Regions from separate parts of the Homo sapiens genome. Here all the other regions are linked to region 1. Evidence: chromatin contacts called from ENCODE Hi-C or POLR2A ChIA-PET data. All regions are on one chromosome and are shown on one strand. Each heading gives the region's core, a stretch centred on a gene start or an enhancer-like site at or near the end of the contact. The rest is flanking DNA. Distances are from core to core; before and after follow the strand shown. Region 1 holds the start of TRNAU1AP (tRNA selenocysteine 1 associated protein 1). Region 2 holds the start of ARID1A (AT-rich interaction domain 1A). Region 3 holds the start of PIGV (phosphatidylinositol glycan anchor biosynthesis class V). Region 4 holds the start of TMEM222 (transmembrane protein 222).

What was found. A loop is a pair of places that touch in the nucleus more often than their neighbours do. ChIA-PET counts read pairs that join two places held with the same protein, here RNA polymerase II (POLR2A). Pooled maps may share reads with other maps.
Region 2: a loop to region 1 is called in a map of endothelial cell of umbilical vein, with 9 times the contacts of the local background. The contact joins the promoter of ARID1A here to the promoter of TRNAU1AP in region 1. A Hi-C loop is called at or near these places in 3 of 168 maps with a recorded cell type or tissue (endothelial cell of umbilical vein and naive thymus-derived CD4-positive, alpha-beta T cell), 2 of 37 single-sample maps with no recorded cell type and 14 of 50 pooled maps.
Region 3: a loop to region 1 is called in a map of CD8-positive, alpha-beta T cell, with 18 times the contacts of the local background. The contact joins the promoter of PIGV here to the promoter of TRNAU1AP in region 1. A Hi-C loop is called at or near these places in 1 of 168 maps with a recorded cell type or tissue (CD8-positive, alpha-beta T cell) and 5 of 50 pooled maps. POLR2A ChIA-PET finds 5 or more read pairs at or near these places in 1 of 52 experiments (T-cell).
Region 4: a pooled map shows a loop between it and region 1 (12-fold over the local background). The contact joins the promoter of TMEM222 here to the promoter of TRNAU1AP in region 1. A Hi-C loop is called at or near these places in 1 of 37 single-sample maps with no recorded cell type and 4 of 50 pooled maps. POLR2A ChIA-PET finds 5 or more read pairs at or near these places in 1 of 52 experiments (PC-9).

Annotation. Positions count from the first base shown.
Region 1 is chr1:28,550,544-28,556,547 of GRCh38, forward strand. It overlaps TRNAU1AP (tRNA selenocysteine 1 associated protein 1), which reads left to right and starts at 2,542. Exons shown (of 9, transcript NM_017846.5): 1 at 2,542-2,594; 2 at 3,097-3,194. The coding sequence starts at 2,568. RefSeq lists enhancers at 2,254-2,548, 2,272-2,331 and silencers at 2,482-2,621, 3,554-3,848.
Region 2 is chr1:26,691,261-26,697,264 of GRCh38, forward strand. It overlaps ARID1A (AT-rich interaction domain 1A), which reads left to right and starts at 4,755. Exons shown (of 20, transcript NM_006015.6): 1 at 4,755-6,004. The coding sequence starts at 5,144. LOC124900417 (translation initiation factor IF-2-like) reads right to left here and starts at 5,145. Exons shown (of 2, transcript XM_047439473.1): 1 at 4,957-5,145; 2 at 648-4,705. The coding sequence starts at 5,145. The coding sequence ends at 4,019. It overlaps LOC101928728 (a long non-coding RNA gene), which reads right to left and starts at 2,871. Exons shown (of 1, transcript NR_135804.1): 1 at 650-2,871. RefSeq lists enhancers at 1,425-1,939, 1,656-1,755, 3,588-4,524, 4,525-5,460 and silencers at 4,439-4,768, 4,859-5,018, 5,389-5,718, 5,769-6,004.
Region 3 is chr1:26,785,623-26,791,626 of GRCh38, forward strand. It overlaps PIGV (phosphatidylinositol glycan anchor biosynthesis class V), which reads left to right and starts at 2,328. Exons shown (of 4, transcript NM_017837.4): 1 at 2,328-2,646; 2 at 5,137-5,271. The coding sequence starts at 5,194. RefSeq lists enhancers at 1,098-1,247, 1,768-2,207, 2,254-3,080, 2,768-2,967, 3,775-3,904 and a silencer at 2,258-2,467.
Region 4 is chr1:27,319,171-27,325,174 of GRCh38, forward strand. TMEM222 (transmembrane protein 222) reads left to right here and starts at 2,993. Exons shown (of 6, transcript NM_032125.3): 1 at 2,993-3,221. The coding sequence starts at 3,028. It also overlaps the pseudogene ACTG1P20. RefSeq lists enhancers at 2,407-2,953, 2,954-3,501, 3,001-3,350, 3,502-4,048.

The DNA.
Region 1 (6,004 bases), core at 1,292-3,791:
GTGGGGGGATCATGAGGTCAGGAGTTCTAGACCAGCCTGGCCAACATAGTGAAACCCTGCCTCTTCTAAAAATAAAAAAAAAAAAAAAAAAAAAAAAAAACTAGCCAGGCATGGTGGCAGGTGGCTGTAATCCGTCTCAAACAAAAAAAAAAAAAAAAAAAAAAAAAGAAAGAAAAGAAAAAAGAGGCTGGGCGCTGTGGCTCACACCTATAATCCCAGCACTTTGGGAGGCCAAGGCAGGAGGATCGCTTGAGCCTAGGAGTCCAAAATGAGCTTGGCCAACATAGTGAGCTCTCCTCTCTGCAAAAAAAAAAAAATTAGCCAGCTGTGGGGGTGCACACCTGTAGTGCCAGCTACTCTGGAGGCTGAGGCAGGAGGATCACTTGAGTCCGGGAGTTTGAGGCTGCAATAAGCCAAGATTGTGCCAATGCGCTCCAGCCTGGGCGACAGAGAGAGACCCTCTCTCAGAATGACTGACCAACTGAATAAATAAATAAATAAATAAAATAAAAATAATTCTAGGATCTGGCCTTAGGAGATCCAAATTATCCAACCAAGGTTGTGGAATGTCTCATCTCAGGAAGAAATGCTGAAAACTTCATTTACAGCCTTGTTGCTGACAGCCAAACTACCAGGTAGCCCAGTACTAAAGATAATCATTGGCTGGGCGCGATGGGTGGCTCACGCCTGTAATCCCAGCACTTTGGGAGGCCGAGGTGGGTGGATCACCTCAGGTCAGGAGTTCGAGACCAGCCTGACCAACATGGTGAAACCCCGTCTCTACTGAAAATACAAAAATTAGCTGTGCCTGGTGGTGGGCGCCTGTAATCCCAGCTACTCAGGAGGTGAAGCAGGAGAATAGCTAGAACCCAGGAGGCTAGATTCTAGCTATTCTGAGCCGAGATTGTGCCATTGCACTCCAGCCTGGGCGACAAAGGAAGACTCCGTCTCAAAAAAAAAAAAAAAGATAATCATTACAACAGGATATGCTGACCTTCATACCCCACCCTCATGAGCTTTGTCCTGCCCAGCCTGTAAACCCTACACTTGATATCACTTTCCGTGCTTTGCCCAATAAAACATCTCAACCAGCTCTTTTCGGAGAGTCAGGGAATTCTCGCTCTCTTGTGCTGCCTCCCTTATACCCAGGCATAAGCTCCAATGAAGACTTGTCTGGGAAAACTTTTTTGGCCTCATGTTAATTTCTGTTGGATTGAGAGCCTAAGAACCCCTGGTAACAATAGGGAGGTAGTGGAACCGGGTTGTCCGGAGGGATATTTTCACTTTTTTGGATGCACTTGTATCTGCAGTTTTTTACAACGAGCATATATTAATGTTGTAATTATGTGTGTGTTTGTGTGTGTGTGTACGTGTGTATGTTTTTTGTTTTTTGTTTTTTTTTTAATTTGAGACAGAGTCTCACTCTGTCGCCCAGGCTGGAGTGCAGTGGCGCGATCTCGGCTCACTGCAGCCTCTGCCTCCCGGGTTCAAGTGATTATCCTGTCTCAGCCACCTGAGTAGCTGGGACTACAAGTGCACACCATCATACCCGGCTAATTTCTGTATTTTTAGTAGAGACGGGGTTTCACCATGTTGGCCAGGATGGTCTCGATCTCCTGACCTCGTGATCTGCCCACCTCGGCCTCCCAAAGTGTTGGGATTACAGGCGTGAGCCACCGCGCCCGGCCTTGTTTGTTTTCTAAATATGTAAAGTCAGAAATTAACCCAAGTAACGAGCATACATATATATGTGTGTGTGTGTGTGTATATATGTATATATATGTGTATGTGTGTATATATGTGTATATGTGTATTATGTGTGTATATGTGTATATATGTGTATATATATGTGTATGTGTGTGTGTGTGTGTATGTATATATATGGAGTCTTGCTCTGTCACCAGGCTGCGGTGCAATGGCGCTATCTCGGCTCACTGCAACTTCTGCCCCCTGGGTTTAAGCGATTCTCCTGCCTCAGTCTCCCGAGTAGCTGCGACTACCAGCGCTCGCCACCACGCCCGCTAATTTTCGTACTTTTAGTAGAGAGGGGGTTTCCCCCTGTTGGCGAGGATGGTCTCGATTTCTTCACCTCGTGATCCGCCCGCCTCGGCCTCCTCAAGTGCTGGGATTACAGGCGTGAGCCACCGTGCCCAGCCCTAACGAGCATATATTAATGTTGTAATTATATGTGTCTGTGTGTGTGTGGTTTTGTTTTCTATATAAAGTCAGACGAGTGTGTGTGTGTAGTTTTGTTTGTTTTCTAAATATATAAAGTCAGAAATAAACCCAAGTAACCCAGCCGCCTGGGCCAGGTGGTATCTGGCCCGCCCCATTCCAGCCTGAACTCCGCCCACCGCGATCCGGAAGCCTAGCGCCCAGTGGGTTGCAGGAAAAACCCGGAGCTGAACACACTGCCCGACCCGGGCCGCTGCGCTCGGGAGCCTGCGCAGAAGCCGTCGGAGGCGCATGCTCTGTAGCGGTCTCCGCAGCCAGGATTGGCGCCCGCGCGGGCCTTCGAGCCCCGCCCGCAGAGCCCCGCCCGCAAAGCCCCACCCCGGTGCGCGGGTATGGCGGCCAGCCTGTGGATGGGCGACGTGAGTGAGGGCAGCCGTCCGGGGTCTGAAGACAAGGAAGCATCTCGGTTTCGCGAGAGAGGAAGGATCTGAGTGGGAGGGGACTTGGGATCCCAGAAAGGGGAGACGTGTGACGGGGGTTCTTTTTGGTGACACAGAAGCGGGTTCCAGCATCTAAGTGAAGAGGCTGAGTCCGTGAGGCTAGGGGTCCTGGGGCCCCACCTGGGTTCGTGGGAGGGAAAGGTGGTGCTTTGGGGACATAGAATGGGAGCAATCCAAGGACTGAGGCGCGCTGTTCTGGGACCGGAGGAGTGGGGTTTCTAGGTCCAAGGGGAGGCTCCCTAAAGCGGGGCAAGCTTGAACCAAAAGAGCTGGGGTTTCAGGCCGCTCAGTGGAGGCGAACCTCGCCCCTCGCTCCCCCAGCGGCGCGTAGCCAGCCCTGGGCTGAACGGGAGGGGCTCTGGAACCCGGAGTGGGAAGCCCGGCCGCCGGCCTGAGCCGCTGTGCTCTTGTTTTTACGCAGCTGGAACCCTACATGGATGAGAACTTCATCTCCAGAGCCTTTGCCACCATGGGGGAGACCGTAATGAGCGTCAAAATTATCCGAAACCGCCTCACTGGGTAAGTCTCATCTCAGGTCTCTCTTAATACATCTCGTTGCAGCTGTCATGTACGAGAATGTAAACATCGTAGTCATGGCTTCTCACTACCCCTAGTAATAGTCACTGTAAAATTATAACAGCTAACATTTTGAGGTCCCAATGAGTGGAAGGATGGCATGTAGCTTAAGGGTAGGACTTGCCAGGCGTTGTGACTCACACCTGTAATCCCAGCACTTTGGGAGGCTGAGGTGGGTGGATCACCTGAGGTCAGGAGTTTGAGACCAGCCTGGCCAACATGGTGAAACCCCGTCTCTACTAAAAATACAAAAATTAGCCGGGTGTGGTGGCAGGCACCTGTAACCCCAGCTACTCCGGAGGCTGAGGCATGAGAATCACTTGAACCCGGGAGGCGAAGGTTGCAGTGAGCTGAGATCGTGCCACTGTACTTCAGCTTGGACAACAAGAGCAAAACAATGTCTCAAAAAAAAAAAAAACAAAAAAACAAAAAACGCAGGACTCAAGCGAGACTGGGTTTGAAAGCTATTTCTACTCTATGACCTTGGGTAAGTTACTTAACTGCTCTGTCTCATTCACTTTGAGTATAAAAATGGAAATAACAGCACCTACCTCCTAGAGTTATGGTGAGGATTAAATGAGTTAATTCACATTCATCATTAGGACAGTGTATGGCATATAGCATATGCTCAGTAAGTATAGTCAGATTACGATCTGCTGAGTAATAAGCAGTTTACATCCATTATCTCCTTAAAACCTCAGAAACTTCTGAGGTAGGTAAATACTATTATGAAGAGGCTTAATAACTTGAAGAGTTACAATAAATAGCCGGGCGCAGTGGCTCTCGCCTGTAATCCTAGCACTTTGGGAGGCCGAGGCAGGCCGGATCACGAGGTCAGGAGATTGAGACCATCCTGGCTAACACGGTGAAACCCCATCTCTACTAAAAATACAAAAAAAATTAGCTGGGCATGGTGGCGGGCACTTGTAGTCTCAGCTACTTGGGGGGCTGAGGCAGGAGAATGGCGTGAACCCAGGAGGCGGAGCTTGCAGTGAGCCGAGATCGCTCCACTCCACTCCAGCCTGGGCGACAGCTGAGACTCTGTCTCAAAAAAAAAAAAAAAGAGTTATAATAAATAACAAGTCAGGACTTGAATTCGAGTCTATCCTGAAAGCTCATGAGGGCCCTTAACTCTTATGCCATTCATTTAAAAAATTGTGGAGGATGGGTGCGGTGCCTCATGCCTGTAATCCCAGCACTTCGGGAGGCGAGAAGGGTGGATCACCTGAGGTCAGGAGTTGGAGACCAGCCTGACCAACATGGAGAAACCCTGTCTCTACCAAAAATTAGCCAGGCGTGGTGGTGCATGCCTGTAATCCCAGCTACCTGGGAGGCTGAGGCAGGAGAATCGCTTGAACTTGGGAGGCAGAGGTTGTAGTGAGCCGAGATCGCGCCATTGCACTCCAGCCTGGGCAATAAGAGCGAAACTCCATCTCAAAAAAAAAAAAAAAATTATCTGTGGAGATACTACTGTGTTCTACTGTTATACATTCCTGGCTGAAATAATCCAGATATAGCCCCTGCTCATGGAGTTTACTACATTCTAGTGGGGAATGAGACAATAAATAAGTAAACATAACCAAATGCGTATTTTCAGATAGAGGTTCTCTATTGCCTCCATGTTCTTCTTTCTCTTTGAGGTCTTAGTTTTCCTTAGGGAATTATCAATTTGTCAGTGTTTATCAAGCAGCTACTCTTTTCCTTTTTTTTTTTTTTTTGAGACGGAGTCTCGCTCTGTCACTACCCAGGTTGGAGTGCAGTGGCGCGATCTTGGCTCACTGAAAGCTCCGCCTCCTGGGTTCACGCCATTCTCCAAGCAGCCACTCTTTTCTCGGTACTCTACTACATGTGGCTTGCTAAAACATCAAATGGTTTAAAAATAGAGATGAGACATTTGAAAGATACTTTGTGTATTCAGAACCCCATTACCTAGGAAAAGGTTTTTCTGACTGGTAGATCGTGCCCACCTAAATATTTCTCTTCTTGCTCTTCTAAGCAGAAAACCCCAGATAATCAGCTACTGGTATGAAAATTCATTCTGTAACCTTTCTCATTTTTTTTTCTTTTTTTTTTTTTTGAGACGGAGTCTTGCTCTGTGGCCCAGGCTGGTGTGCAGTGGCACGATCTCGGCTCACTGCAAGCTCCACCTCCTGGGTTCAAGCCATTCTCCTGCCTCAGCCTCCCAAGTAGCTGGGACTACAGGCGCCCGCCACCACGCCAGGCTAATTTTTTGTATTTTTAGTAGAGATGGGGTTTCACCATGTTAGCCAGATGGTCTCAATCTCATGACCTCGTGATCCGCCTGCCTTGGCCTCCCAAAGTGCTGGGATTACAGGTGTGAGCCACCGCGCCCGGCCCCTTTCTACTTTTTAAAACACTGGCATAGGCTGGGCACGGTAGCTCACACTTGTAATCCCAGCACTTTGGGAGGCTGAGGTGGGCAGATCACTTGAGGTCAGGAATTTGAGAACAGCCTGGACAACATGGTGAAACCTTGTCTCTACTAAAAAAATACAAAAATTAGCCAGGTGTGGTGAGACACACCTGTAATTCCAACTACTTGAGAGGCTGAGGAAGGAGAATCGTTTGAACCCAGGAGGTAGAGGTTGCAGTGAGCCGAGATTGTGCCACTGTGCTCCAGCCTGGGTGACAGAGGGAAACTTTGTTGCAAAAATAAATAAGTAAAACACTGGCATAGATTCTCACATTTTAATCTTTTTTTTTTTTTTTTTTCTGAGGCATAGTCTCCCTCT
Region 2 (6,004 bases), core at 3,505-6,004, 1.9 Mb before region 1:
TTTGTTTTGTTTTTTGTTTTTTGAGACGGAGTCTCCCTTTGTTGCCCAGGCTGGAGTGCAGTGGCGACATCTCAGCTCACTGCAACCTCCGCCTCCCCGGTTCAACCGATTCTCCTGCCTTAGCCTCCCGAGTGGCTGGGATTACAGGCGGGTGCCACCACGCCCAGCTAATTTTTTGTATTTTCAGTAGAAACGGGGTTTCACCGTGTTAGCAAGGATGGTCTCGATCTCCTGACCTCGTGATCTGCCTGCCTCGGCCTCCCAAAGTGCTGGGATTACAGGCGTGCGCCACCACGCGCGGCTCAAGCTTTAAGTAGGTTTTTCATACAGTATTTTTTGTATTAGTTGGTGAATACAAATCTTCAATGAGCTCAGCAGAAATAAGAAATCCAAATTTCCTGATCTGCCCAGTGGTTTTATGAAACCCCAGTCCCGTTTTTTTGTTTTTTGTTTTTTTAAAAAATATTAGTAGTAGCTTTACTCAGTCTTTTCCACAAAAATAAGCTCACTGGTCAGCAAGCTCACCAGTGAGACTGGTGAGTGAGGCTGTACTTAGAAGAATATGAAAGCCTTGGTATCTTTTTCCTCATATTAGACTGGCCCTGGGTGTTATTTTTGTTTGAAACCTGCCACAAGCCAGACCAGCCTGGACTTTTACTTATTTTATTTTTTATTTCAGTTTTGGTGGAGGTGGTGGTGAGGGTAATTTTTAATTTATATTGAGACAAAATAAGCTGGCTGACTTATGCCTGAGGCTCTTTTTTTCACAGCTACTTTGGGGAAAAAAAGTCTCATTCAGAAATTAACATTTCTCAAAATGTGTTCCTTATTCTGAAATATAAATGACCCCAAATTGCTTAAGAGTTTGAGATGAGTGGGGAAAAGATCTAGAAAAGCATTTATTGTGTGCCAACCAAGTTTGAGGCCTCCTGGTTTGCTCCTTTGGGATTCTAGATCCTTGGCAGTCACAGTTTTACCGCGAAGAGCTGTTGAATGCCATTCCGAGTTCATTCCATTTTTCTCCGTGTGTGCATCCAGTTCGTATTTTACAGCTCCCGTATGGGAGCCGGTAACATAATGAATTGCCTTGACTCTCGCTTCAATCCACTTTCCTCGCTTAATATGCAGCCCAAAGTTTTGCAGCTCGCTGTCAGATGGTAGTGCTAGACTTTCACACCGATCCCAAAGCCTCCGCTGGGGCTGTTTCTTAACACGGAGTTACAAACTTTAAGAACAGACAGCTCCAGACGGAAATCCACGCCAGGCTTTGAACTCTGCTTCTGGCTTCCGTCAACTGACATAGTTGCCCTTTTGCTCAAACTCGCAGCTCCAGTTCGCACTCGAGAGAGCTCTGCTGGGTGTCTGCTGCTGTTCCGCGGCGGGAACGTGTGGGGGCAACAACCTGGCGCTCCAGCGATTCTCCACGCCTTAGTTAGGAATCTAAGCAAACCCTCGCTAGGGTCCCTGGGCTTAAGACGACTTCTCCCACAAGGATTGGGTGGAGGAAGGAGCCGAGCCCGATCTTCTGTTTGTTTGTTGAGTTTTGTATTTCAGACATTTAGGGGAAGCAAATTGCGAGAAAGGAAGGGCTGTCTTCCCTGCAAACGTTTCCCTCTCCTAGCAAACCCTCCAGGCCTCGGTTCCACATTTTGCAGTTGACTCTCTGGATTTTAATAGGTTGTTCCCTTGTCCTCGGGCCCAATCCATGCACGCTGTGCAGCCGGATAAAATGGGAGCACATCCTCTGCCATTTTCAGCCGGTTTGTCCTGGCAGCCCTGCCCCCTTCCTTGGCTGCTCTGCCGCTGGAGTTAATACGCCCAGAAACTCCGCCTGATCCTCCAGGCCTCAAATCCAGTCCGCGTTTGCTAAGTGCCGTGCGGTCGGGGACGGCGATAAGAACTCTCCTGTGAGGGAGAGCTAGCGAGACTTTAGTCCGGTTTCCATGTCAACGATTCAGTCCATATTTGCCATCAGGCTGTTGGCCGAGGTGCTTTCGCGAGGGTAGCGCTGTCCTAGTCCTAGTTCTCCAATCTGCGCCGGGATTCCTGAGCTGCCTGGGTGTGGGGTTAAAAGGCAGGGGCCGTGGGGGAAAAAACTCCACCGAAGGGAGGACCCACTGCCCCCAGCCGGGGTCTCGCTGCTCGGGCCAGCCACGTGCCCAGCTCCTCCCCTCCCCCGCTTTCCCGTTGCCACTGCCCCTAGGGAAAGCTGATGGGCCAGTTTCTAAAAAAGTTCCCTCAGCCCAACATTTCCTGGGATCGTGGTGTGGGGCTCTAAAAGTAAAAGTGGAAGAGAACCCTAGTGAATTAAAAAAAAAAAAAAGTAGAGAAATTCCACATTATCTCCTCCAACCCAGGTGGATAGATTTTTGTGCACTTTACCTTATTGCTAGAGAAAAATGGTGACTGTTTTCAAAACAGCTTGCCCACGTGTAGGGAAGGAGATTTTTGGCGCTTTCCATATTTCACAGCCATTGAAGAAAGGGGATGAGGGCTTTCTTTGGAGAGAAATCCATTCTAGCTTCCAGATTTTCACTGGGCTCCAGGTTTCCCATTACACCCCAGCTCTAAGGAAAATGGCAGAGTAATGGCATGTAAAAAAATCCTCATTTGTGTGCAGGACTCAGGACTGTTTGCCAGCTCAGGGGCAGTTGATTAAATAGCCAAGCTCTATTTATGAGGCAGCCTATAATTTGGTTTCTAGGACCTAATGCACCGGGGAGAGTTGTTGCCCCTGAGGACTGTGAGTGAAAAGAGGGCACTGGCCCATACCAGTCAGTCGGATCTTCTTGGTAGGCTGGTTTGGTTCTTGGCTTGAGGCCGGGGGAGGGGAGAAGAATAAAACTGTGGGATTTTTTTTTTTTTTAAATCTCATCACTCTTAGATTAACAGGAAGGTTTTGCCTTTCTGGTGTAGGATGCAGTAAGTTTTCTTGGGGAGAGAAATGAGTTCAGGCTTTGGAATTATTCATAGTGACCAGGGACATTGCCAGCACTCCCGGGTCCTGCATAATCTAAGATAATGCTCCTGTGGCCATGAAGTCTCCCTTTACAAAATCTGAGGGGGAAAAGAGATCCTGGTGTCTAGGAACACTGGCCTGGGCCTTTCCCAAGGCAGCCTTGGGTCTGGTGAGGAGCTGGAATCCCCTCTGGCTTTTGTAGCCTGTCATATCAGAACATTCCAAGTCAGCCTGAGGAAGAAAAGGCTGCTGCTGGGATTTGGTGGGGCCTGTAGATCAGGAGAACACTGGAGCTTTCTGTGTATGTCGATCTTTTCAGATAAACCTGGCCTTCTACCCAACTCCAGCTCAATCGGGGTCTCTTAGAATGTAATGGTAAACTTTAAACAATCTTTACGCTACAGGATAGAAAACAAATCTGACAAGCATCCATTTTCTAAGTGACTTGTTGGACTGTGCCTTTTCTTCAAGGAGAAAATGGTTTCCATTTTCTGCATCTCTCTTCTGTAATGGTTTGAACACTCAGGTTCCTGCAGTCCCTGGAGCCTCTTCTGTGGGTTTTCAGTATTAGAAGGTACTGTCTTTGGAGACTGGGGCTACTTGTCATGGTAGGCTAAGTTTTCTTAAGAGGGAGTGAGAAACGGTGTTTAGGTTTTCCTGCTGGGTAACTGTTCTATGCTCCTAAAGCAACTTCAGTGGCCTCCATTTTAAGTTAGTGGTGAGATGATCAGTTTTGACTTCAAATCCATTTTGATATTCTGATCCCATTGTTGAATGTGCTCACAACTTGATTTTTTTTTTTTTAAAGGCAAGTAGACCGAAGGCAGCTTTGGTGACTCCACTTCTTTTTAAAGTCACCCTCCTCTGCCCTCTGACTTTAAGTGACAGGCAGTTCCCTCCCCTCTCTTTCAATTCTGTAAAATGGGGATAATCCGGACCTCATGCCCCCAGAGCCTTGTAAGGACCGGCTAATGAGGGCAGGCGAGTGGGAAACGAATCGTCTGAACAATGATCAGTCATTCTTTCGGGCTTGCAAAGAGGGTAAAAAAGGTTGGGTCTTTAGCGGGGTCCGTAGAAGGCTTTGAAGACGAAAAGTGCTGTAGAGGTGCTAAGCAGCAGCCAACGGACCGGGCCCGCTGCCAGGGGGTCAGGGCTGGGCCGAGGCGGCCGCGGTCTCAGGCTCTGGCCAATTTTGCAGCCGCGGGTAAAGTTCACGCTGCCCGCTCCCCTCGGTACGGCCGGGAGGGGACAGACCTGGATAGGGACGCCGGGAGGGAGGCGGCGCAGGCTCCAGAGATGCGCGGGCTCCGGGCCGGGTTTTCTCCGAAGCCTTCGGCGGCGGCGCTGCCTAGCGAAAGCGGCTGAGGGCCTGCCGCCGCCGCGGCTTGTTCTCTCCCCTCCTCCTTTGTGAAGGGAAGGGAGCGAGTCCGTTCCACGGCCTGCGCCCGCTCCGCTCTCCACTCCGGGTTTGCCAGGCGGCCGCGACGGCGCTGGGTAAAATGGCAGTGCTGAGCCTCGTGTCGGAGTGAGGGGGACTCGGAGGAGAGTGGGGCGCTCTAGCCGCTCAGTCCGGCCGACCGCTTGCTCGCCCGCCCGCTGCCGCGCAGCAGCCTCGACCCAAGCCGCAGCTGGCGAGGGGAGGCAGGGCGCCGGGCTCGGCCCGCGCTCTGACTCTGGCTCCCGGCGCCCCGGCTGCTGCCGCGCGCCCTCCAGCCCGCCCGTCCCGGGTCCCCCTCCCCCCGCTCCCTCCCTCCCTCCCCGCCCCCTCCCCCTCGCCTCCCTCCCTCCCTCCCTCCTCCTTTCTCCGGCAGCAGAAAGCGGAGAGTCACAGCGGGGCCAGGCCCTGGGGAGCGGAGCCTCCACCGCCCCCCTCATTCCCAGGCAAGGGCTTGGGGGGAATGAGCCGGGAGAGCCGGGTCCCGAGCCTACAGAGCCGGGAGCAGCTGAGCCGCCGGCGCCTCGGCCGCCGCCGCCGCCTCCTCCTCCTCCGCCGCCGCCAGCCCGGAGCCTGAGCCGGCGGGGCGGGGGGGAGAGGAGCGAGCGCAGCGCAGCAGCGGAGCCCCGCGAGGCCCGCCCGGGCGGGTGGGGAGGGCAGCCCGGGGGACTGGGCCCCGGGGCGGGGTGGGAGGGGGGGAGAAGACGAAGACAGGGCCGGGTCTCTCCGCGGACGAGACAGCGGGGATCATGGCCGCGCAGGTCGCCCCCGCCGCCGCCAGCAGCCTGGGCAACCCGCCGCCGCCGCCGCCCTCGGAGCTGAAGAAAGCCGAGCAGCAGCAGCGGGAGGAGGCGGGGGGCGAGGCGGCGGCGGCGGCAGCGGCCGAGCGCGGGGAAATGAAGGCAGCCGCCGGGCAGGAAAGCGAGGGCCCCGCCGTGGGGCCGCCGCAGCCGCTGGGAAAGGAGCTGCAGGACGGGGCCGAGAGCAATGGGGGTGGCGGCGGCGGCGGAGCCGGCAGCGGCGGCGGGCCCGGCGCGGAGCCGGACCTGAAGAACTCGAACGGGAACGCGGGCCCTAGGCCCGCCCTGAACAATAACCTCACGGAGCCGCCCGGCGGCGGCGGTGGCGGCAGCAGCGATGGGGTGGGGGCGCCTCCTCACTCAGCCGCGGCCGCCTTGCCGCCCCCAGCCTACGGCTTCGGGCAACCCTACGGCCGGAGCCCGTCTGCCGTCGCCGCCGCCGCGGCCGCCGTCTTCCACCAACAACATGGCGGACAACAAAGCCCTGGCCTGGCAGCGCTGCAGAGCGGCGGCGGCGGGGGCCTGGAGCCCTACGCGGGGCCCCAGCAGAACTCTCACGACCACGGCTTCCCCAACCACCAGTACAACTCCTACTACCCCAACCGCAGCGCCTACCCCCCGCCCGCCCCGGCCTACGCGCTGAGCTCCCCGAGAGGTGGCACTCCGGGCTCCGGCGCGGCGGCGGCTGCCGGCTCCAAGCCGCCTCCCTCCTCCAGCGCCTCCGCCTCCTCGTCGTCTTCGTCCTTCGCTCAGCAGCGCTTCGGGGCCATGGGGGGAGGCGGCCCCTCCGCGGCCGGCGGGGGAACTCCC
Region 3 (6,004 bases), core at 1,078-3,577, 1.8 Mb before region 1:
AGAAAACAGAGGCCGGGCGCAGTGGCTCACACCTGTAATCCCAGCATTTTGGGAGGCCAAGGTGGGTGGATCCTTTGAGCCTAGGAGTTCCAGACTAGCCTTGGCAATATAGTGAGACCTCATCTTTAAAAAAAAAAAAAAAAAAAAAAAAAAACAGAACAGACTGATGGGATAGTACAGGGAAAGCCTCTCTAAGGAGGTGACTTCTCTCCGGAGACCCAAACATAATGGGCTAGCCAAAGGGTGGTCTGGAAGTAGAGTGCTTCAAGCAGGGAAAATAGCAAGAGCAGAGCCAGGCAAGTTCAAAGAACAGAAATGATGTAACCCTCTTAAATCCTAAGCTTCTAGAATAGTAATGCATTGCTTGCATTGTTCTGGTTAGGGATTTGTATGTGATATTGTTTCTTGGTGATGTGGGATATGTGCTTCTTAATGGAAATGGCTGGGAAGTGTGGAGTCTTTCTGGAGCCTGGGATATGGCTCTTTCTCACTTGCTTTCCACAGTTCTGGTAGCTCAGCTGGCTCCCTGGGTAGATGCAGGCTCCATCTTAGCTGCAGACTCTACAAGAACACTGAGAGGCTGCCTCCGTCACTACTCAAAGCCTTGGAGTCCCAGAATCCCCTCCTATCCCACCTAGCCTTCTTCCAATCTGAAACCAGGGAGTCAGGGCTTTGAGAGCACAAGATTCAGCTTCCTTGTTTTCCTGTCAGAGCAGAAGTCAGAAAATGAAACAGGAAACAGAGCGGAAGAGGAGGGGGTTGGGTAGCAGAGAAGGAAAAGAGAAATTGCAGGAAAGTACAGCTGAAAATCTGGATAAAGTTCTACCTCTACAGGGTGACAGCTGAGCTTTTAAAAAACATTCTGACTTGTCTTGAGAGACCCCTGGCCTTTTTACAAATAGATTTTTGAGAGAATTTGATGTGGACAGAGGGAACCCTGAGAATGCATGTCTTTTTTCCCCTTGTGAATTTACAGAGCAAGGACAGTTCATTTCTCAGTTTTGTCTTTGCAGAGAGAGTGCTGCTTGGAGCCTCATGGTGGACTTCTAGAGATTCAAGTCACAGCCTTAGGCCCCAGTCACAAGTGTGTCCCCAGGCTTTGCCACGTTACTCACAGGCCTCTGGAGCTGAGAACAAGTGCGTGGCACTGAAAAACCTGGGGGAAGGGCCATGAAACTCCATTTTTTCCCCCTTCTCCAACACACAACGACTAAATATGATTTGCCTTTTCTCCACCTTGCACACAACAGATATCTGAAGGCAATTTAGGTCTCAGGGCCTGAAATGAGTTACAGAGTCAAGAGATACAGTCCCAGGCCCCCACAGACTGATGTGGGCTGGTCTTCGCCTGGAGAGGTAGCAACCATCTCTTTGTTCCCACCCACATGAGTAGCCGTTGCAGAAGATAAACCCCTCCCTGAGCCAGGCTGTGGCCAGAGGCTAACCCGGCCCCTGGCTTCGTTTGGAGGGCAGATAACTGAAACCACATAAGGCTTTGGAATCCTGAGAAACAAGAAATCCACCAACGGAGAAGGATTTATCATCTGTTTCCTTTAAGGAGGGTGCAAAGTTGTTCTAACAGTTTCCGTTACAAGGGTACAAACTGGCCGCTCCCCCCAATAGACGGTTTTGTTGAGTTCGCCTCTTTTTTTTTCTTCTTTTTTTGGCCCCACTTCCTATGAGAGAAACTGCTTGGGTGAGGGAGGTGAAAGGAGCCCTGGAGGGTGTTCTCTGAGGTTTTCTTCACCATCCTCATTAGCCACCTGAGGTGGGGCTGAGGACTAAAGTAGGACAGAAGGTCTCTGGTAGATAGAGGAGGGGAAAATCAGGGGGATCCCCCACTTTCTTCACACCCAGGACGCAGGGTGCCGCTGCCGGCCACAGAAACCCCAAGAATGTTTTTCTTTGGCTATTCAGAGGACATCTATTGTGTGTCAGGCCCTGTGCTGAGCTGTTGTTGCCTGACAGCAGGAAGAGCGCGGCTCTGGTTTCTGTGAAGAGGCTGCGGGTCAGCCTCCGACTACAAGAGCCTCGGCCCACACCGGGAACTCAGTGAACGTCAGCGGGAGCTGGGGCAAGAGCACTGACTCTGAGACAGCAGCCTCCGCTCACTATTTGAAGGCGGGGTGGCGGGGGGCCTTGAAGGAGAGCGAAGTGCGAGAGAACTCTTCAGGTGTCACCAAGGTGGGAAGGTGCTACGAGGCGAGGCGCCGAGCGGCGACCCCCATCCCGCTCGCCCGGAGTCAACATGGCCGCCGCGCAGGGAGGCGGGGCTGCTCCAAGTCCGGGCAGGAGCGGGGCGGGGACGCCGTCGGCGGAGCCAGCGCGCAGGCGCGGGCCGCGTGGGCCCCGGATGGAGGAGCTGAGGTTCGGTCCCCGCCGGGGAGGTCGGGACGGGCAGGGGCTGAGGACCCCGCGCCAGCTTGGGAGCCCTGGAGTTCTGGCGGGAGGGAAGCTGTCAAATGGAAGCCGGTAGAAATGAGACAGACGCCCGGAGAAGCGGGGAGCCCCGCCCCTCCGCCATAGCAGCCTCGGGCGCCGCCTCTTCCTTTCCAGCCTCCCGCCCTCGTCTGCTTCCGGCCCTGTGGCCTGGTGGGGCTCTGCAGGCTCCCTCGGGAGTGGTCCTTGGGCCGTGGCCCCTCTGGGGTGAGCGTGGATGATTAGTACCCAGAAGGGACTGTGTCCAAAAGGAGCCGGCCAGAAACGGGTTGCGGACACGGCTGGGCTGACAGAAGGCAGCCCCCACGAGGCCTTTGGCTCTGAGGACCCTGGGTCAGAGCGACTTCTCCAGCCTGCGCAGGGGGTGTTAGTCTTACCCAGAGGGTCCAGAGCTGCCGTTCAACAGGATGTCCCAGATTCTCAGATAGGGCCCAACTACCCTAAGCATACCTAGCAAGGGCAGGCTGCGGCATGGAAGTACTGGGCTAGGCGTTTGGGTGACCTGGGTCATAATCCTGGCTCGGAAAGGGCGCGTACCCTTTGGCGAGGGATGCGGGCTGGTACCGTGAGGTTTAAGAAGCAGAAAACATGACAGCCTCTTTAAGTAGCCCTGGGTACGTCACTTGACCCCAGTGAGCCTCAGTTTCCATATCCATAAAATGGCGATGGTAATTATACTAGCCTCACAGTGTCTGATGAGATCTCTGGAGCCTATTTATCTCACGGGAAAATTTTTGAAGAGTGAAACTAGTTGATCTGTAAGTGTCCTGCCAGTTAAGAGTCTGTGATTTGGCAAAGGGGTTGTTGGGAAGTGAGGTGGGCAATTAGCTGAGAGGGAGAATTGACTAGCTTTGTTTTTACTTGGTTTACCTGTAAGCAAAGTGTGGGCTACACACATCTGTAGTCGCTGAGGCTAGAGCTTGACTCGAGAGAGGAAAGGAAGAATGCAAGCATGGTCAAGTGGCAGAGGTGGGTTAGGTGCTTTTCTGATCCCAGCTTCTCTTCTGCATGCGCGTGGGAAGCCAAGGAAGAGGAAAAAAGAGTGAATTCGCCCTAGGATAGGGAAGGAGTAGCCGCGTGAGGTTGAGTATGCCCATTTCCGTGATTTCTCTCGATTCAGCGAGTCATACGTTGGAAACGTTTAGATTCACAAACTATCGTTACTGTCTGGGGCTTTCAGAAGCTTGCCTTTGAACCGAATTTTCGTGAGCCAACCGGTGTGGAATTGGGGGCCCCTCCCTTCCTCCAGGCCTCCTGGCGATGGAGTAAGCAGCAGGCGCCCCCTTGTGCCAAGGAAAGAGTACTGTTGCCATTGGCCAACTTGGCTCCCTTTCTGGGGAAATTTTATTTTCCTGTGGCTTCTGTGACTTTGTCGTCTTGCTCTTGACATGAGATATGATGGGAAGAATACTTGGGGCACTGATTTCATATCTAGAGTCAGTGAACTGCTGATGCTGTATCCTGTCCCTACCACTTCCATTCATTCAGAACACAGGTTTAAGATGCCTATTTGTGTTCTAGGCCCTGGGATATAGTTGTGATGTAAAGCCCCTGCCCTTAGCAACTTAAATAAGCAATAGCAATAACGGCAATAGGGCAGAATGTAATGAGGGCATAGCACACTGTCTAGTGAGGATCAGAGAATTCCAGAAACAAGTGATACAGGTTTTTTAGGTATTCGCCAGATAAGAGAAGAAAAAGAGTCTTCCAGCCGTCCTCCTTAAATTTCTCAGTTCAAATTTTTTTTTTCCTTTTAGGCATAGTTCTTCATCCCAAATTGATGAGCTGCCTCTGATGCTTTTGCTTTCCTTTCAAATTTCCCAGGCTGGTGTTTGAAAGTTCTTGAGGAGCCTTTATGACTCCTTTTAGCTCAAGGAATTATAAAAGATGCCTTAAGGTGCATTCCCTGCCTCGGAGTGGCTTTGCGATTGTTTATACGTTGCTACCATCCCAACAAAGAGATGGCAAATAACAGTTTTCTCCATCCCTGGTAGTCTACTCTGTCTTCACCCTCAGTTTGTTTCAGCAGTGTGAGCTGGCTGAGGTCCTGCTGAGTGGTGGTTTTCTTTTCCTTCCCCACTTAATTTAACAGACCAGCTGAACACACATCAGAGAGCTAAGCTAGAGTGTGGAGTCATTATGGTCTTCTAGTATGGTTTTATGCCCCACTTTGGGGACTCTGGTTTGGGACCTAGTTTATTATTCTGGGCAAGAGGAAAAGGGCACACGCCAAATAATAGCAACCACAACACAGATTTGAGTAGAACTTCACACTTTGGTCTGTTTCACCATCATGACAATTTTGTGAGATAGGAAAAAAAAAAAGTCTGCTCCCATTTTTTATATAAAGAACTGAGGCTCAGAGGGACTAATGAGAACTTGTAAGTGACAGAGTCAGGAGTTGAACCCAGATCTTTAGTTCCTGCAGAAGTGCATCCAATAGGCTTTAAAAGATTTCTGTGACCTTAGCTTTCCAGCTACTTGCTTAGCTGTATGGAACTTTACCAACGACAGTTCAGGGCTTCACAGTGACACCTACTGAACCCATTTGCTGTCAAGATGCTTTCCCCTCATCTGGGAAGTTAGGTGGTTGGTTAAGTTTGTCATAGTAATTCTGAGAGGGGAGGTTCCAGTGACGAATGCTTTCAAGAATTTGCTTTCACTCGATGTGTGACATTTTCCTCCTTTGGGGTTTAGAGGCCTGAGGGAGCTCAATCCTGGTAGCAACACCCCTGAATTCCTGGTGGTGAAAGGATGTGGCCCCAGGACCCATCCCGGAAGGAGGTGCTGAGGTTTGCAGTCAGCTGCCGTATCCTGACTCTGATGCTGCAGGTCAGTCTCCCATCCTTTGTCCTGAATGTGCTATTGCTACATGACTGGACTAGGCAGTAAGAAGTGTCCCCATCTCCTTTCCACCTCTCAGGTGTGCCCCTCCATGTGGTTGGAACCACAGAGACATAGACTTTAGAGCTGAAAAGTTGTCAGGAATCTTAGAAACACGGTCTGTTGATCTTGTTTTACCCATGAAGCAGCAGAGGCCCAGAAAGGTTAAGTGACATCCCCAAAGCCACATAGCAAGATAGAGAAGGGCTGGAGTTTGACCCCATGTTTCCTAACTCCTGAGCTAGTGGTCTCTCCAACAGACTGTGATGTTCCGTAACCAGAGATGCTTATAGGGTGGGACAGCTCAAAGTATTGCCCTGTGTCCCCTTACTAGGAGACTGAGCATTGTGTCAGTTGAGTGGGAGAAACGTGGCAATGTGCAAGTCCTAAAACCATCTGGATATGTAATAGTTCCTCCTATTCCCCCGAGTGCCTGCCCTTCCTGCCTCACCCACACACAACTCTCAGTGCACTTGCCCGTTTGCAGCTCCCTTTTCCCTCCGAGGCTCCCCTTGATACACATTTTAATAAAATATCACGTATATATGAATTATTTGCTGCCTAGCACAGTGCTTGGTGCCTAGCTCAGTATGTTCATAAATGAATGAATGTTGTTGAATGTATGTCAACACCCTAGGGATGTTAGATTCACATAATGATGTGTACCTTTTATCCCTGTACC
Region 4 (6,004 bases), core at 1,743-4,242, 1.2 Mb before region 1:
ATCCTGGCCAAACATGGTGAAACCCCATCTCTGCTAAAAATACAAAAATTAGCTGGGTGTGGTGTTGCGCACCTGTAGTCCCAGCTACTCGGGGAGGCTGAGGCAGGAGAATTGCTTGAACCCAGGAGGCAAAGGTTGCAGTGAACCAAGATTGTGCCACTGCACTCCAGCCTGGTGACAGAGTGAGACTCTGTCTCAAAAAAAAAAAAAAAAAAAAAAAAAAATCTTGTGGATGGGTTGTGGTGCGGGGCAAGCCTGTGGGACAGGCACCAGAGGATCTGGCTTCTACCTCCAGGTACCCGGCCCTCCTCATGCCACGTTTCTGCAGCTGCCTAGGCCAAGGGTAGGATGACGTGGACCTTAGGAAAGGAGCCAGGGCTCTGTGGTCTGATCCTCTGCCTGAGCACTGTTCCCACCAACCCAAGCCCATTGAAAAGGTTTGGGACACCAAGAGGTAGCAGGTTCCTGCGTTTAGACTGTAACCAGCACGTGATACCAAGCCTGTAAGTATTTGCCTTTCATTCAATTTAACAAATATTGATTAAACAAATACCATGCACTAGGCACTATACTGGGCATTGGGTATACACACGTTAGCAAGACAAATAGAGTTTCCAGTCAAGTGGGGGAGGCAAATAGTACATAGCTACAAAGAAGCTATGAAGAAAAAGAACAGGAGATTAATGGGGGCTTTCTCATTTAGATTGGGAGACCAGGGATGGGCTGAGAAAGTAATATTTGATCTGAGACTGGAAGAATGAAAGTTAGCCGCTTTAAGTAGATAGGAGTAGTATTTCAGGCAGAGGGGAACAGTGTGTGCCAAGTCCCTGGAATATGAAGGAGTGCATGAGAGGAACTGAAAGAAAAGGCCAGGATGGCTGTAGTATAGTAAATAAGGAAGGGGCATGGGTCCAGATGGTGCAGGGCTTTGTGAGCCATAGTAAGATATTTGTGTTTCATACGAAGTGCAACGGGAAGCCATTGAAGTTTGGCAGATTAAATGTGGTACGTGTATTAGTACTACCAAACTTGTGGCAGGCCCTGAGAGACTTACTTTGGTTGTTTATTCATCAATACCTACAATAAATGTTTAAAGGGTACCCAGCAACCCTGTGCTAGAATTATGGGCTGACAGTCATGGTAGGGAGATGTCTAAGGCACAGACCTTCCTCACAGCCTGTGGTCCAGAAGAGATTAGATAACTACAGTGATTGAATCAAGAAGTCATGTAATTTATTCTCAACAACTGTAAACTACACACCTAATCTATTCCAAACCCTGTGCTGGATGCTGGTTGTTGCCCTTCAAGGATCACACACTGCACAGGGGTCAAGGAGAGGTACAAACGTGCTCAAAGAATTTGGAGTGGGTTAGAATCATTTTCTAACCCACTGTAATCATTATCATGCCTGCGAATCTCTGAGGTCTTTATAAAACATCCATTTATTCAATCACCTAATAAATCAGTAAACATCTAGTGGGCATATGCTTTGCACCAGGAACTGTGCCAGCTACTGAAGTCAAGGACCTTAGAGTTCTATAGCAGAGACAGACATCCCCCACAAAAAAACATGAAAATATTAGGTGCTACAAACAGGACAGCAAGCTCTCCATAGATCAGCATTGAGGGAGGGTAATTCAGTGGAAGAAGGACCTTCCCCAAATGGGAAGCTCCTAACTTCCTGAGTGCATTTGTCCATACCTTCCTTTACCTGATTACTCTTTTTATTCTTTTTTTTTTTTCTTTAAGGCTGATTTTTAGTGGCAGCCTTCCTTCTGACTTTGGGCTGTCCCCAACTTCCCCTCCCCACCCCAGTAGACCCCAGTAGACTTCATTTTCTTTGTCTTGACATCCTTTAAAAAGCCAAAAGTCTCCAACATTTGAGCCTGGCTTCTCTCTAATTATGGTTGTGTGTGATCTCAAACAATTAACTTCCCTGAGCCCGTTTTCCCATTTGTACAATGAAGGGATTGGATCACATCTAAGGCTTATGATTTACTCCAGTAAGTATTCACACTCTTGCACACACTGCTCTGCACGGCCTTCCTTTCTTTGTACCGCTGCACTCATACTTCCACTCCTGTGCCACATGGCAAACATCAAGACTCAACTCAATAATATCCTATCTTCCAGCAAGTCTTCCCTGTATATACAATAAAACACACACACACACACACGTGCGCACACACAACTGTGTGTGTCTTCCTTTATGCTACCACTACCTCGTGAGAGGGCCACAGAATGAAAAGGGCAAGGGAGGTATAAGACTTGGGTTTGGGCCAGGCGCGGTGGCTCACGCCTGTAATCCCAGCACTTTGGGAGGCCAAGGCGGGCGGATCACAGGGTCAGGAGTTTGAGACCATCCTGGCTAACATGGTGAAACGCCACCTCTACTAAAAATACAAAAATTAGCCGGGCGTGGTGGCACGCGCCTGTTATCCCAGCTACTCGGGAGGCCGAGGCAGGATCGCCTGAACCTGGGAGGTGGAGGTTGCAGTGAGCCGAGATTGTGCCATTGCCCTCCAGCCTGGGCAACAAGAGAAAAAATTCCGCCTCAGAAAAAAAAAAAAAAAAAAAGACTTGGGTTTGCATCGTGGTCTCTCACCTTTTGAACCTCAGTTTCTCACCTGTAACAGGAGGGAATACCTAATTTGGATGTCTAATTAGTTTATGGGGATTAGAAACAATTCATGTCAAGTGCTTGGCACCTAAGAAGTGCTCAATAAATAGCGACTGTACCACACCTCCTAGGAGCCCTCAGCGTACTGAATTAGAGTTCTCTATAAGTCTCCGGCGCTAGACTGCGAACTGCCTGAGAGCATCCCTTCTGCAGCCGCGGGGCATAAGCGGCAAAGACTCGGGGCTGGCAGGCGCATAGGGAGTGGGGCGGGGCTGGCCGGGCCCAGAGGAACGCGGCTCGGATTCCCGGGGGAAGGCCAAGCGGGGCGGACCCCATCTCCGGGAAGTGACGCCATGGGGACGAGCGGCACCAGAGCCGGGGCCAGTCGGAGCGGGGCGCGCGCCGCATGGCGGAAGCGGAAGGGAGTTCTCTGCTCTTGTTGCCGCCGCCGCCACCCCCGCCCAGGATGGCGGAAGTGGAGGCGCCGACGGCGGCCGAGACGGACATGAAGCAATATCAAGGCTCCGGCGGCGTCGCCATGGATGTGGAACGGAGTCGCTTCCCCTACTGCGTGGTGTGGACGCCCATCCCGGTGCTCACGTGAGTCTCTTCCGGCATCCGCCTGGGGACGAGGAGGGCCCAGGGAGAGCCGGAGTCGGGCCGGGCTAGCCTCCGGCCCCAACGCGCAGCAAGCCTTTTCCTCGGGTCTGGCCCGCACGCCTCGCCCAGTCACCAGAACCCCGCCATCCATGTAGTGCCAGTTTGTGCACACGGCTGGGACACGCTCCCTGCTCTCAATACACCTGGTGTAGCCAGGGAGAGAGTTGTAGGCCAGCAGGAAAGGGCAAGTGGCTGGGAGACTCGAGCTGTGAGTGTGTAGAAGAGGGAGCCCCTTATCGGATCTGAGGAGACATTTTTATTAATTCACTGGTTTATTCTCTCATTGAGCAAATGCTTACTGGTCGCTTACCATATTCCAGACATACTGCTGGGTCTGGGAGCAAGAGTGGGAGTTTGGTTGGGACCACACGAGATCCTGGGATGTCAACATTGGAAGGGCCCCCAGAGATCTGAGAGTCCAACCCTTTGTCTCACGTGCCATCTCAGTTGCAAACTGGGTTTAGATCCCAGGTTGTCTGCCTCCCAGACCAAAGTTCTTTCTGTAACATCAGCCTTTGTCAGGGGAGAAGCAGGTGCTCTGGTACTACTTGGCGCCTTTTGGGAGGAGCTCTCATATGGGGAGAGGTGGTTTGCCCTCCTGCTTCAACCTTGACAGCTGATAAACGTAACCCCTCCTCACCGTGCTGGATAGTTTGCCAAGCTCTTAAACACCCATTTTATCAGAATTAAACATCCATTTTCTAAGGTAGGTTATCTTCTCAGATGGTGAAGCTGAGCTGCTTGTAGCATTAAGTGTCTTGATCAGGTTCGCACCCCAATAAGCAAAGGCATGAAGAGCTCAGTCTTCTGATCTAACTTGCTCTTTGCACTACATCTTATCCACTCTCACCTGATGGGATAGCTTGTTCCGCTATCAATAACAGCCAGTGGTGATGTGGAGAAGGGATCATTTGGGGCCTTAGGTGTTGCTGATTCTAAAAAGATCGTAGTTTTTGAATTATGTTAAAATACTTGAATTATTTTGTGTTTTCAAGTACTTATGCATATAAGAGCATCCAAATCTGTTCTTTAAAAATAAAATATTGGGACAGGCGCGGTGGCTCATGCCTGTAATCCCAGCACTCTGGGAGGCAGTGGAGGGTGGATCGGTAGGTAGTTCGAGACCAACCTGGCCATCGTGGCGAAACCCGTCTCTACTAAAAATACAAAAATTAGCTGGGCATAGTGGCACGTGCCTGTAATCCCAGCTACTCTGGAAGCTGAGGCAGGAGAATCGCCTCAACCCGGGAAGTGGAGTTTGCAGTGAGCCGAGATTGCACCACTGCACTTCAGCATGGGCAACACAGTGAAACTCCGTCTCAAAATAAATAGTGAAATAAAATCTTAGGAAAATGTGCACATTAATTCATTCAGTGTTCTTCTAACACATGTGCTAAGTGACCCCTGTGTTCCCAGATAGTTCTAGGTGATGCGAATATACAGTGATGAATAAAGGAGATATGGTCTTTAGACTTTTGAGAGTTTAAGTCATAGTGGAAGGAGATAGACAGTAAACAAGTAAGCTAATAAAAGAGCACCTGATAGTGATGAGTGCTGTGAAGAAAATAAAATATTAGTGTGAAAATAACAGGGGCCGGGCGTGGTGGCTCAGGCCTGTAATCCCAGCACTTTGGGAGGCCCAGGCGGGCGAATCACCTGAGGTCAGGAGTTCAAGACAAGCCTGACCAACATGGAGAAACCCCATCTCTACTAAAAATACAAAATTAGCCGGGGTGGTGGCACATGCCTGTAATCCCAGCTACTCAGGAGGCCGAGGCAGGAGAATCACTTGAACCCGGGAGGTGGAGGTTGCGGTGAGCCAAGATCGTGCTTTTGCACTCCAGCCTGGACAACAAGAGCAAAACTCCGTTTCAAAAAAAAAGAAAATAACTGGGAGGGATACTCAGGAAATGTATTGGTTTTCTTAAAACCTGTCTTGTGATCCTAAACTCTCTTTAGCCTTTCTTATTCTCAAAAACACCATCTGTGGCGTGGTCCTCTGCGGAGAATGGTAGCAGCGTGAGGTGGAGGCACCACAATCCCTTGTCACCTGGGCCAAAAGCAGCTCATAGCCCATTTCTATTCAGATCTGTGTACAGGTGTTCATAAGACCAAGATGAATAAGACACTGTGTTCCTGTCAAAGGGTTCATGTTCCCTTCTGTGTTAGTCCATTCTTGCACTAATACTTGAGACTGGATAATTTCTAAAGAAAAGAGGTTTAATTGACCCATGCTTCTGCAGGCTATACAGGAAGCATAGTGGCTTCTGCTTCTGGGGAGACCTCAGGAAGCTTCCAGTTATGGTGTAAGGCAAAGGGGGAGGGAGGCATCTCACATGGCGGGATTAGGAGCAAGAGGGAGTGAGGGGGGAGATGCTACACACTTTTAAACAACCAGATCTTGGGAAAACTCACTATCACGAGAACAGCACCAAAGGGATGGTGCTGAACCATTTATGAGAAAACCAGCCTCATGATCCCACCACCAGCCCCCACCTCCAATATGGGGACTACAGTTTGACAGGAGATTTGGCGGGGACAGATCCAAACCATGTCACCTTCAAAGGACTCACCTCCAGCAGGAGGGAGAGAAAGGTCAATTAGCCATCGTAGTATTACTGTATAGTGATGATTGCAGAGCTAGGCATAGATGTGGCGCAAGTAACTGTCACCTGTCTTTGGAGGAGAGATCAGAGGAGGAAATGGAACCCAAAGATCTGTCT